Linked DNA regions of Homo sapiens: region 1 is linked to region 2. A link is a contact called in ENCODE Hi-C or POLR2A ChIA-PET data. All regions are on one chromosome and are shown on one strand. The core of a region is the stretch at or near the end of the contact, and the rest is flanking DNA. Distances in the headings are between cores, read along the strand shown.

What was found. A loop is a pair of places that touch in the nucleus more often than their neighbours do. ChIA-PET counts read pairs that join two places held with the same protein, here RNA polymerase II (POLR2A). Pooled maps may share reads with other maps.
Region 1: a loop to region 2 is called in a map of prostate gland, with 2.5 times the contacts of the local background. The contact joins two enhancer-like sites. A Hi-C loop is called at or near these places in 1 of 168 maps with a recorded cell type or tissue (prostate gland), 2 of 37 single-sample maps with no recorded cell type and 2 of 50 pooled maps. POLR2A ChIA-PET finds 5 or more read pairs at or near these places in 5 of 52 experiments (GM12878, HepG2, K562 and 2 more).

Annotation. Positions count from the first base shown.
Region 1 is chr3:99,924,407-99,929,050 of GRCh38, forward strand. The region is part of intron 1 of CMSS1 (cms1 ribosomal small subunit homolog); the gene reads left to right. FILIP1L (filamin A interacting protein 1 like) reads right to left here. Exons shown (of 6, transcript NM_001387850.1): 4 at 1-2. The region is part of intron 1 of LOC105374010 (a long non-coding RNA gene); the gene reads left to right. It also overlaps the pseudogene TMEM258P2. Among named protein-coding and RNA genes, the nearest start is that of MIR3921, 38 kb to the right of the region's middle. Within about 2 kb of position 1,430, at least 17 of the 41 ENCODE cell types and tissues checked have a DNase peak (open chromatin) inside an H3K27ac peak, as active enhancers do.
Region 2 is chr3:99,965,518-99,970,007 of GRCh38, forward strand. The region is part of intron 1 of CMSS1 (cms1 ribosomal small subunit homolog); the gene reads left to right. The region is part of intron 1 of FILIP1L (filamin A interacting protein 1 like); the gene reads right to left. The region is part of intron 1 of LOC105374010 (a long non-coding RNA gene); the gene reads left to right. Among named protein-coding and RNA genes, the nearest start is that of MIR3921, 3.4 kb to the left of the region's middle. Within about 2 kb of position 1,659, at least 2 of the 41 ENCODE cell types and tissues checked have a DNase peak (open chromatin) inside an H3K27ac peak, as active enhancers do.

The sequences.
Region 1 (4,644 bases), core at 180-2,679, 41 kb before region 2:
AACTACGAAAGAAAACATTTATAGCCTGTTACCAAATTGTTTATATACTGTTGTCTTTCACTCTTTTAGAAATGTCCCTGTTTTGATTAATTCGGCAGTGGGTTTTTTTGGTTTTTTGTTTGTTTGTTTTGAAACAGTTTTCGCTGTCGTTGCCCAGGCTGGAGTGCAATGGCGCGATCTCGACTCACTGCAACTTCCGCCTCCCGGGTTTAAGCGATCCTTCTGCCTCAGCCTCCCAAGTAGCTGGGATTACAGGCATGCGCCACCATGCCCAACTAATTTTTTTTGTACTTTTAGTAGAGACAGGGTTTCTCCACGTTGGTCAGGCTGGTCTTGAACTCCTGACCTCAAGTGGTCTGCCTGCTTCGGCCTCCCAAAGTGCTGGGATTACAGGCATGAGCCACGGCGCCCGGCCAGCAGTGGGTTTTTTATCTCCTTGTTTAGTGTTTATTCTCTTGTTAATTGATACTTTTGGGTGCATTTCAATACAAATGTAGTCTCTTTATTGCCATCAAATTTTTCTTGACAGAATAATCTGTGTCCCTGTGGGTATCAACTGTTTCCACATAACCTCTTTCTGACACTCTTATGTCTCTCTCCTGAGAAGCTACATTAAAGAAATGACAGGAAGTAAGAGAATCCTTGCACGGTGCTGGATTCGCAGCTGCCCTAGCTGATCTCTTCTGCCCCAGCCCACCCTATAGTTCTCTGTACCAGTATATGCCTCTTGGATCGCTCTACCAGGACATGCTATGATTTTCATTTTATTATACATCAAGGTATTTCCATTAAAATAGATCTATGAATAGATAATCTATTATGTGTTGGTGTATAGTGTGAATGTCACCAAATGTAAGTACTAAGTCCATTCAGATTTTCACAGCACTATACTTACATCTTTTTTACAAAATGATCAACCTGTGGCTGATACATGTGTTTGTCTCCCCTGCTAGACTGTGAACTCCCTGAAAGCTGGGCCTACATCCTTCTTTTTTTATTTTATTTTTAATCCTTGGCATCTAACAGAGTGCCTTGCTTATAAGAGGTGCCCAGTTTACAGACTGGAAACAAAACAAGCAAGCAAGGAAACTGAGATTTTTTTTGTTTTGTTTTGTTTGGTCACACATCTGCCTTTATTGTGAGCAGCATGTGGGACACTTCCAGCAGTAGTTTAAAAAAAATTTTTGATTAACAAAAGTAGGGATTCAGAGAAGCTGTCCAGCTGGTACCCTTAGGGGCTTATACGTGGATGCTAAGCCACAGCAGCAGGACAGGACTCCATAGCCTAGGAAGAGTGAGAGCACCAAGGACATGAGGAGCTCTTGGCAGATATCCCAAGTGCACTTGGTGGAAGTGGAGGTGACCTCATAAAGGAAGAACCAGGCAGTAAAGAACATGCCAGTGGCCAAAAGCATCACAGTCAGATGGAGTTAGACAGCCAAGCTCACTGGGCTGGTTTATCAGCTCCTGGCCTTGAGCTCCATTTTGCCCAGCACGGGGTAAGCTGCCACCAGAAAAACATGTTGGCAAGAGCTAACTCGGGATCTTTTGCTAGTGATAAATTAATATCTATTAAGAACTTGGTTTTGAAAACACCCGACTTTCTAGATTAGATACAGATGCAGTAAGTGATAATGTTGATTGATTTTTACAGTTTGCCTTTGTCATAAAAGATTTAGAATGTGTGACTCATTGTGAATTTAAAGCCAATTTAAGTTGTGTATCCTAAAAAGCATGTACTTGACTAGAAATGTACTTGACTAGAAATCTGGGCACAAAATGACCAAGTCATTTCAGAAAAAGAGTACAACTGAGGTGTCCCAGCATATAGAACCCAGTAAATTCTCTCTGACTTCTAAATGCTTAAATTCACAAAATACTTCATTATGCCATACAATTGTTGATGATTTTTAATGTAGCCAGTCCTTTTGTGAAAGCTGAAACTGCTATGTTGTATTGCCTGCTGGCAGAGGCATCTTCTGAGGAGGCTCTAGTGTTGATTGTCATGGAAGTGTGTTTCAAACCACTGCAGCCCTCTGAAAATTTTATCTTCAGTTGCCCAAACATTAGAGTCCATTGTAAGGAAAATTCAAATCAACTCCTTTTGCAATTTGAGAGTGAAATAGTGATAGGATCAGCTTTACTTTAGGGAAGTTATTAGTTGACTTAGAAAATACATTCAATTTAATTTGTCACAAGATTGACATTAGAATTAATGTATGAATAATTATAGTAGGTATTCAGTAAAGCATAAATGAATTACTAAAAGAGGCTTTTCTAAATCCAAAAACAGTATTTCCTTGGAGAGCTTGTTGTAATTGTCAAGATATGTATATTAAATTTTATACAAACCAAAGAGAGAAAATAGAAGGTTTATTTAATCCACTCTTGCTTTCCATTGTTTTTTTCCCTTTATATGTTCGTGGTTGTTTGAAGGGAATGGAAAGAAGGCTAGAAGGAATCCGTGCCCTTCATTTATTCCATGACCCCCTAAGTGGTCTCCCTTCCTCTAGCCTTACCTCCTTGCAGTCTGTCCTCATCACTGACAGCATGATTTTTCACCACTGGGACTCCACTCTCCTGTTCGGGGCCAAAAGGCCCTTCACCATCTGAACCTCCTGCCACCTTGGCCCCATCTTCACTCCATATCTTCCCACCGATCCTACCCAACTTTCAGCCACACTGGACTTCAGGCAGTTCTTACAATTCACCATGGTGCTTCAAGACTGCTTTTTTCAATGCCAAGACCTGGAAATCTTTTTTCCTCTTTCACCAAAACTTTCCCTATACATGAGCTTTTCAATACATATTAACTAACTAAATGAATAAAATTAAATTTAAAAGCTTAATTATACCATTGCTTAAGGTAAGTATTTTAAGATTTGCCCTAGGTTATGCTAATAATACTGAGACTCTTTTATTATAGTGCCTTGGTAAATCCAAAATGTTGTTATATTTTCTTTCTGTTTTTTTTTTTTTTGAGACGGAGTTTCGCTTTTGTTGTTCAGGCTGGAGTGCAATGGCGTGATCTCAGCTCATCGCGATCTCCGCCTCCTGGGTTCAAGCGATTCACCTGCCTCAGCCTCCCAAGTAGCTGGGATTACAGGCATGTGCCACCACGCCCGGCTAATTTTGTATTTTTAGTAGAAACGGGCTTTCTTCATGTTGGTCAGGCTGGTCTCGAATTCCCGACCTCAGGTGATCTGCCTGCCTCGGCCTCCCAAAGTGCTGGGATTACAGGCATGAGCCACTGCGCCCGGCCCATATTTTCTATAATATATTTTTTGGAAGAACTAAGAATACCTTAGGCTATTAATTTTTTTTTAAAATTAAGTTCTGATATAGAACCCTAGGCTGGAAAGGAATAGGAGGTCAAAACTCTTGTGGACTGAGTCCTTGCCTCTTCCCGCCCTCTTGACCACACCTCTGCTCCTAGCCCCAGCCCCAAGCATGTTCCAGCTCACAGGCTTCCACCAGTTTTTCATCTTAAGTCAGTGTTCCTGTCGTGTCATGTAACCGAGAGCTGTTTGTTCTTCTAAGTTATTTTGCCTTAAGAATTAGATAAATCACCTCTAGTTTACCCTAGACATGATTGAGATTTTTTAGGTTTTTCAAAAAGAACATTATGAAGAAAATAAAAGGGAGAAGGGGCTGTTAACACTTCAAGATGGGGGAATGCAAAAGAAGAATAACTTTAGCATTCAAGATGCTTATTCTCATGTAATTAGGATACAGTCACAGCTGGTCTCAGCAGGAGCACTGCCCTCCCTTTATTTTCTTCAGCCCTGTGTAGGAAAATCCTAGGCAGAATTCCCCTTCACTGTTTATTTTCGGGGCATTCCCCTCTCACCTAGTACTTCCTAGACCGAGGAAAAGGATAGACAACTGGGTTGTGTACGTGGAGTTATTTTGGCTTCGAGGAATTGCATAAACTGATATCTGAGGACAGAGAAATCCATAAGGGGGAAGTAGAGGAAAGAGAGGAAAATTGGCAGATCATGGAGGTGGGAATGTGAGAGGTGTATGTATATAGGGGTATCTGTTGGAGGAGTAATCAAAAAAGGCTGGACTTGTAAAGTAGGGCCAGATTATGGGTAACTTTCAGGGGCACCTTACAGAGTTAAGACTGCAAGCATTTGTAGAAGGGGGGTATTTCCAATTTTGCATGTGCACAATAGAATTATTTTGTAATTAAATTTTTTCCCACCGATTTCAACATAAGTTTGGAATCATCCTGTTCCATTTCACACTGAAGTGTTGAGAGGTTATGCCATTTGTAGAGTTTTGTTAGGGTTATGTTCAGAGATCATTAATTTGCATTTGAGCTCACAGGGGTTGGGGAATTTGTGCCTGACACTGTTTCATAGTTAATATGTTGGGAGCCAGGATACAGTTTTAACAGTATTCACTTGAATGCAGCTCTGGTTCCTTTTGTTTAAAATTTGGATTAAAGTGCAAATCAACAGACTTTGGGTGGTCTCATCCTCACCCCGTAGAGAAGCAGATACATATGACCAAACTCCTTCACTATTTGGCAAGACAGTAGTCTCTTCTCTCATGAGATACTAAAGACGAGAATAGCAAGGACATTAGAGGTCAGTCCTGAGGTAGGTTGCCAGAGTTTATTTGAGGGAAATTTGTCTG
Region 2 (4,490 bases), core at 409-2,908:
ACTTTTCTTCATTTGTTTGTTTGTAGGGTAAACATACCTGATAGCAGCAATTTAAGCATACCCTTAGAATGACCATGTATGGCCAGTGCACCTGAATGTGTGTTCCAAGGTAGGGAATCCAGGAATGGCCAACTCGGAGATTCATTCCTTACTATGATAAATATCTGAGCCCCCTGCTCATCCTGTGGAACATGGGCTTATTGGGGATTAAGGCCCTGAGTTTTAGGTTAAATGAAGGTTACCAGATGGAGGTCATTAGGGGGAGGGTGTTAAATGAAAATGCTTTATAAACTGCATGCTGTTTGCAAGCAGTTGCAGTTTTCCTGCCCAGCCCGCAGCCACTGGCCATGCAGTCATGTTGTCCAGCCTGCCGCCACTGGACCATTTCTGTACATAAGGCAGTTCTCCTGTCCCGCCTGCCACCAGTTCTCCACTCTCTCCCCATATGTAAGCCCCTAGTAAACCCCATGTCTCATTTGCTGCCTCTGGGTCTTTTCTTCAGCCTCTTGAACCTAGTGCCTTCCCTGCTGAGGTTAATAGGGGTACAGCACAACAGTGTTGTAACACAGAAAGTGATATTTACAGGGATATCTCTCTCACAATATCTCTTAGGAAAGGTAAATAAAATGTTCACAACTTGTAGGTGAGTAATTCCTTAGATAAGTTGTTTCTTAACTTGGGAGGAGTTTGGGAAGGAACCTAAGCAGGCTGCAGAGGCTGGGCATGGGAGCTTGTCATGGCTGGAAGTTGAAATGGTCAACTCCAGGCAGATCTCCTGGGGCAAAGCAGCCTCCACCACCAGTAGCCCTTCCTTTCTGTTTCTTTCATAGCCCCACTGCTCCATCTGAAGCCTGAACCCTTCCAGAAAATTGATGGATAGATTTTTTTTTTCGGCTATATATAGTTTTAGAGGTTAGAACTAGATATAATTCAGTCTAGAAGATTTCTCCTTCCCCAGAAATGATTGTTTTTGTGCAGAGCCCCGTCAAAATAGTACGGAGACTTAGACTGAGTTCACTCATCACTAACAATTAACTTTATAAACATTCAACAAGTAGGACAACTATTATTACTGTTACTCAGAACCCTTCGCTCTGTATATACAGTTTGATTTAAGATGCCACATTTACATGGCATTTTCAACCTTCAAACTCTAGCAGATTTTAAAACTAGGTGGATGAAAATAGAATCATTCTAATAAATGTAGTGTGTCAGATTTGAAAAATCATTTGGTGAGCAGGATCTCTGTAAAGTTATATGGGCCACGTATACAAGACGTAACTGAAGAAAATTAATTCAACAGAGCATGCCGTACTTGAACGACTTAGAGATTTACTCGAACTGAACTAACTCAAGCTGGCAGAACTCCGAGCAGCCTGGATTGTAAAGTCTGGGTGAAAATAGATGGAGTATGCCTGACTGAACCTCTGTACTGCCCCACATGCTATACAGGTGGGGGATTGGATGGCTGTTAGGTGATCATTGCATTCTCTTTTGGATCCCTATTGAGAAGAAATGATAAGAGAGGGAAAGGATATGGGGCAAGAACAGTCTGAAAAAGAAAGGATAAAGTTCTCAGACTCTCTTCACACTCTAAGAAGAACTTTCTGAAAAGCTTGGATTAGGTCTGGCAATGGATATAATAAGCAAAGGACTCTTGGAATGTGTTCTTGGCTCTTAGCCCCACCTCTGACTTTGAGCAAATCAGCTGATTTCTCTGCCTGTAAAATAATAGTCCCTCTGATATTAATACTTACCTCATGAGGTTATTTAGAGGATAGTGTTGGTAATAATGCCTTGTGTTTACATCATTCCTTTCACAGAGAGCTCAAAGCACTTTACATGCATTGAGAGAGAAGCTTCTCGTGAAGAGTAAATAGAAGTGTTCACTTTTTGGAAATGAACTTAGGCCATAAGAGCCTGAATTTAATGCATTGCAGGAAGAAATATGGTACATAGTGATCCAGTGGGTCAACTGAATTTTTTGTTCCACTAAGAGTCCCCTCCTGGCTCCTTGTTTTGTGAATTGAGGAATATGGTGAGTCCCTACACCTGGATGGGAAATCCCACATATGCAATTGGAATGGTCTCTCACGACACATGCAGAGATTGAAGAACAGTCTGGACATTTTTTGATAACGTTCTTTGGGCCTTGGTAGTAGCTGAAAGACACCTGAGAAATCTTAGCTCAGAGCTACAGAATGACACTAATGGATCCCAGAAATAGAAATGTAGATGTGGAGTGTTTTATCTGTTTATTTCACCTCAATTCAACCAATACTCCTTGAGTGCCTTTTATATACATGATTTTGAGTGATGTGGAGAATGAAAGAGACACAACATGCTCAGGAAAGTTAACCTGGTATTAGCAAGGAGAAGGAGTAGGATTTACAAATAGATAAGTGCAACGGTATGTGGGAGTGTCAGAAAAGCATCACAGTACTTCAGCACATCTACTTGGGCAATCTCAAACATGTATTACTCATGTACCAAGCAGTATGCTGTTCACAGAGAGATACAATCTCTGCCTTAGGGATCCTTGGGGAAAACATGTACAAAGAGATAGTTTTAGCACATTCTAGTAAAGGCAGTGATCAAGGGCACCTAGCCTTACGTGGCAATTTAGGGAAGGTACCTTGGAGGATGAGACTTCTCCTAAAGTCTTAAGAATTGAAAAGAACATGGGAAGGGAATTCCAGGCTGGGAGAGTAGTATGTTCATACGCCCTCAGTGTTTAACCTTCTTTGAACAAAAAAATGGCAAACTACAGAAAGTTTGGTCTTATTGTAGCCTAAATTGTACTTAGGGGTACGAGTGAGAAACAGGGATTAAGATAAAGGACCTGTTTTGCTGTCTTGTTTACTGTTGAATAGTAGTATGAAGTAGGTCCTGAAAAACTATGTTTTTGGGGGAAAAAAAAAAAAAAGACTGAATGATATGTTGGGTTTAAGTCCTTGCAGGCAGGCTATCCAGGTAAATAAACATGGAAGGTGATGGGAGGTAATCTGGGCTGGAAATACAGATTTGGAAGTCACCCCATATCAGTGGTGTTTAAAATCAAGAGCAAATGAAATTGCACAAGGAGAATATATAGAATGAACAAATTACCATGGGTGAAGCCTTGAGTAATACAGACATTTAAGAAGCAAACAAAAGACAAGGAACCCATGAGGGAGACTGGAAAGGAAAAAACAGAGAAATAAGAAAAAATGAGAGGAGAGAATTGATACATTTTCCTCAGGTGTGGCATTATGGAGTTCACTGGTGTCTCATCAGAGAAGTTTCAGTCCAGTGGCCAGGGCAGAATGACATTGTGTCTTGTTTTAAAGTAAATGGGTAGGGTAAGAAAGTTGAGAAGGGTTAGCACAAACCTCTCTTTCAAGTCACTTGCCTTAGAAGAGAAGGAAGGGTATGGTTTCTGGGGTGCAACCCAGGTTCAAGAAGCAAAAAGAAAAAAAAATTCATTTGATAAAAGATTTAAATGGGTTTCTGGGCTTAGAGGAAAGAGTAAATAGGCACTGAGAATTTAAAGATTTAGGAAGTAAAGGGGATAATTAATGGAGCTCGGTCCTGGGAGTGCTGAAAAGGGGGGCCATGTGTGGAGGGCAGGGCAGGATCTTGACCTGGAGTAAGAATACCTCATCCTGTCATTGAAAGAAAGTGCACAAGGACAGGTCCAGGCATATCTAAGAAGGGGAGGGGAACAATATTGGGATAATGTATGTATAATTCTCTTATTGAAGTAGAAAATGATGTCATCTGCAGAGAAGGATGTAGCCTTGTTTGGGCTCTTGAGCAATATGACAGTTTGGTAACATTGCTTAGTAAAATAAGAGCAAGCTAAGCAAGAATGAGTAGGAGGTTGAGCCACGTTGATGGCCTATTTGAGATTGAGGACTGCAGATTTATATAGTTGCGTCAATCTGAAAGCTGACTTTTTTTTCCAGCTGAGCTCAACAGATTGGTCACAGAAATACAGAAGTCTACGTTTGAATTGATTCTAAAGATATTAGTGAAAGAATGGTTGAAGTAATGAGCCGTGCTATCCCAACTGGGTAAAGCAGTGAGGCCAGGAAAGAGGTCAAGGAACTATGGTTTTCCAGAGATTGGAGAGCAGAGGTAGTAAGGGCAAAGGCACGGGGAGCCTGGAAGGATCAGAGATTGTGGTCATCTTCACATAATGGATAGGAAGCAGCCCCACTAGATAATTAGTTGCAGGGTTTGACCTTGGAAATCTGTGACCATGGAGATGAAGAAGGTGAGGAATTTATAGTTTATTGGATGGCTTGTCTAGATGGATACTGAAGTCACTCATTGTCACAAAGGGTATGTTAAAGATTGTTGCCAAGTGCCCTAGTCATGAATAAGTGTTATGGAGGGACCAGGATATTAGCAGGGGGACATCAATGAGAAAAGATAATTGGATAATATGAAATTCAACAAATGAGGCTGTTACATCAGAGGCATTAGGGAGTAATGGTTTAGAAGCA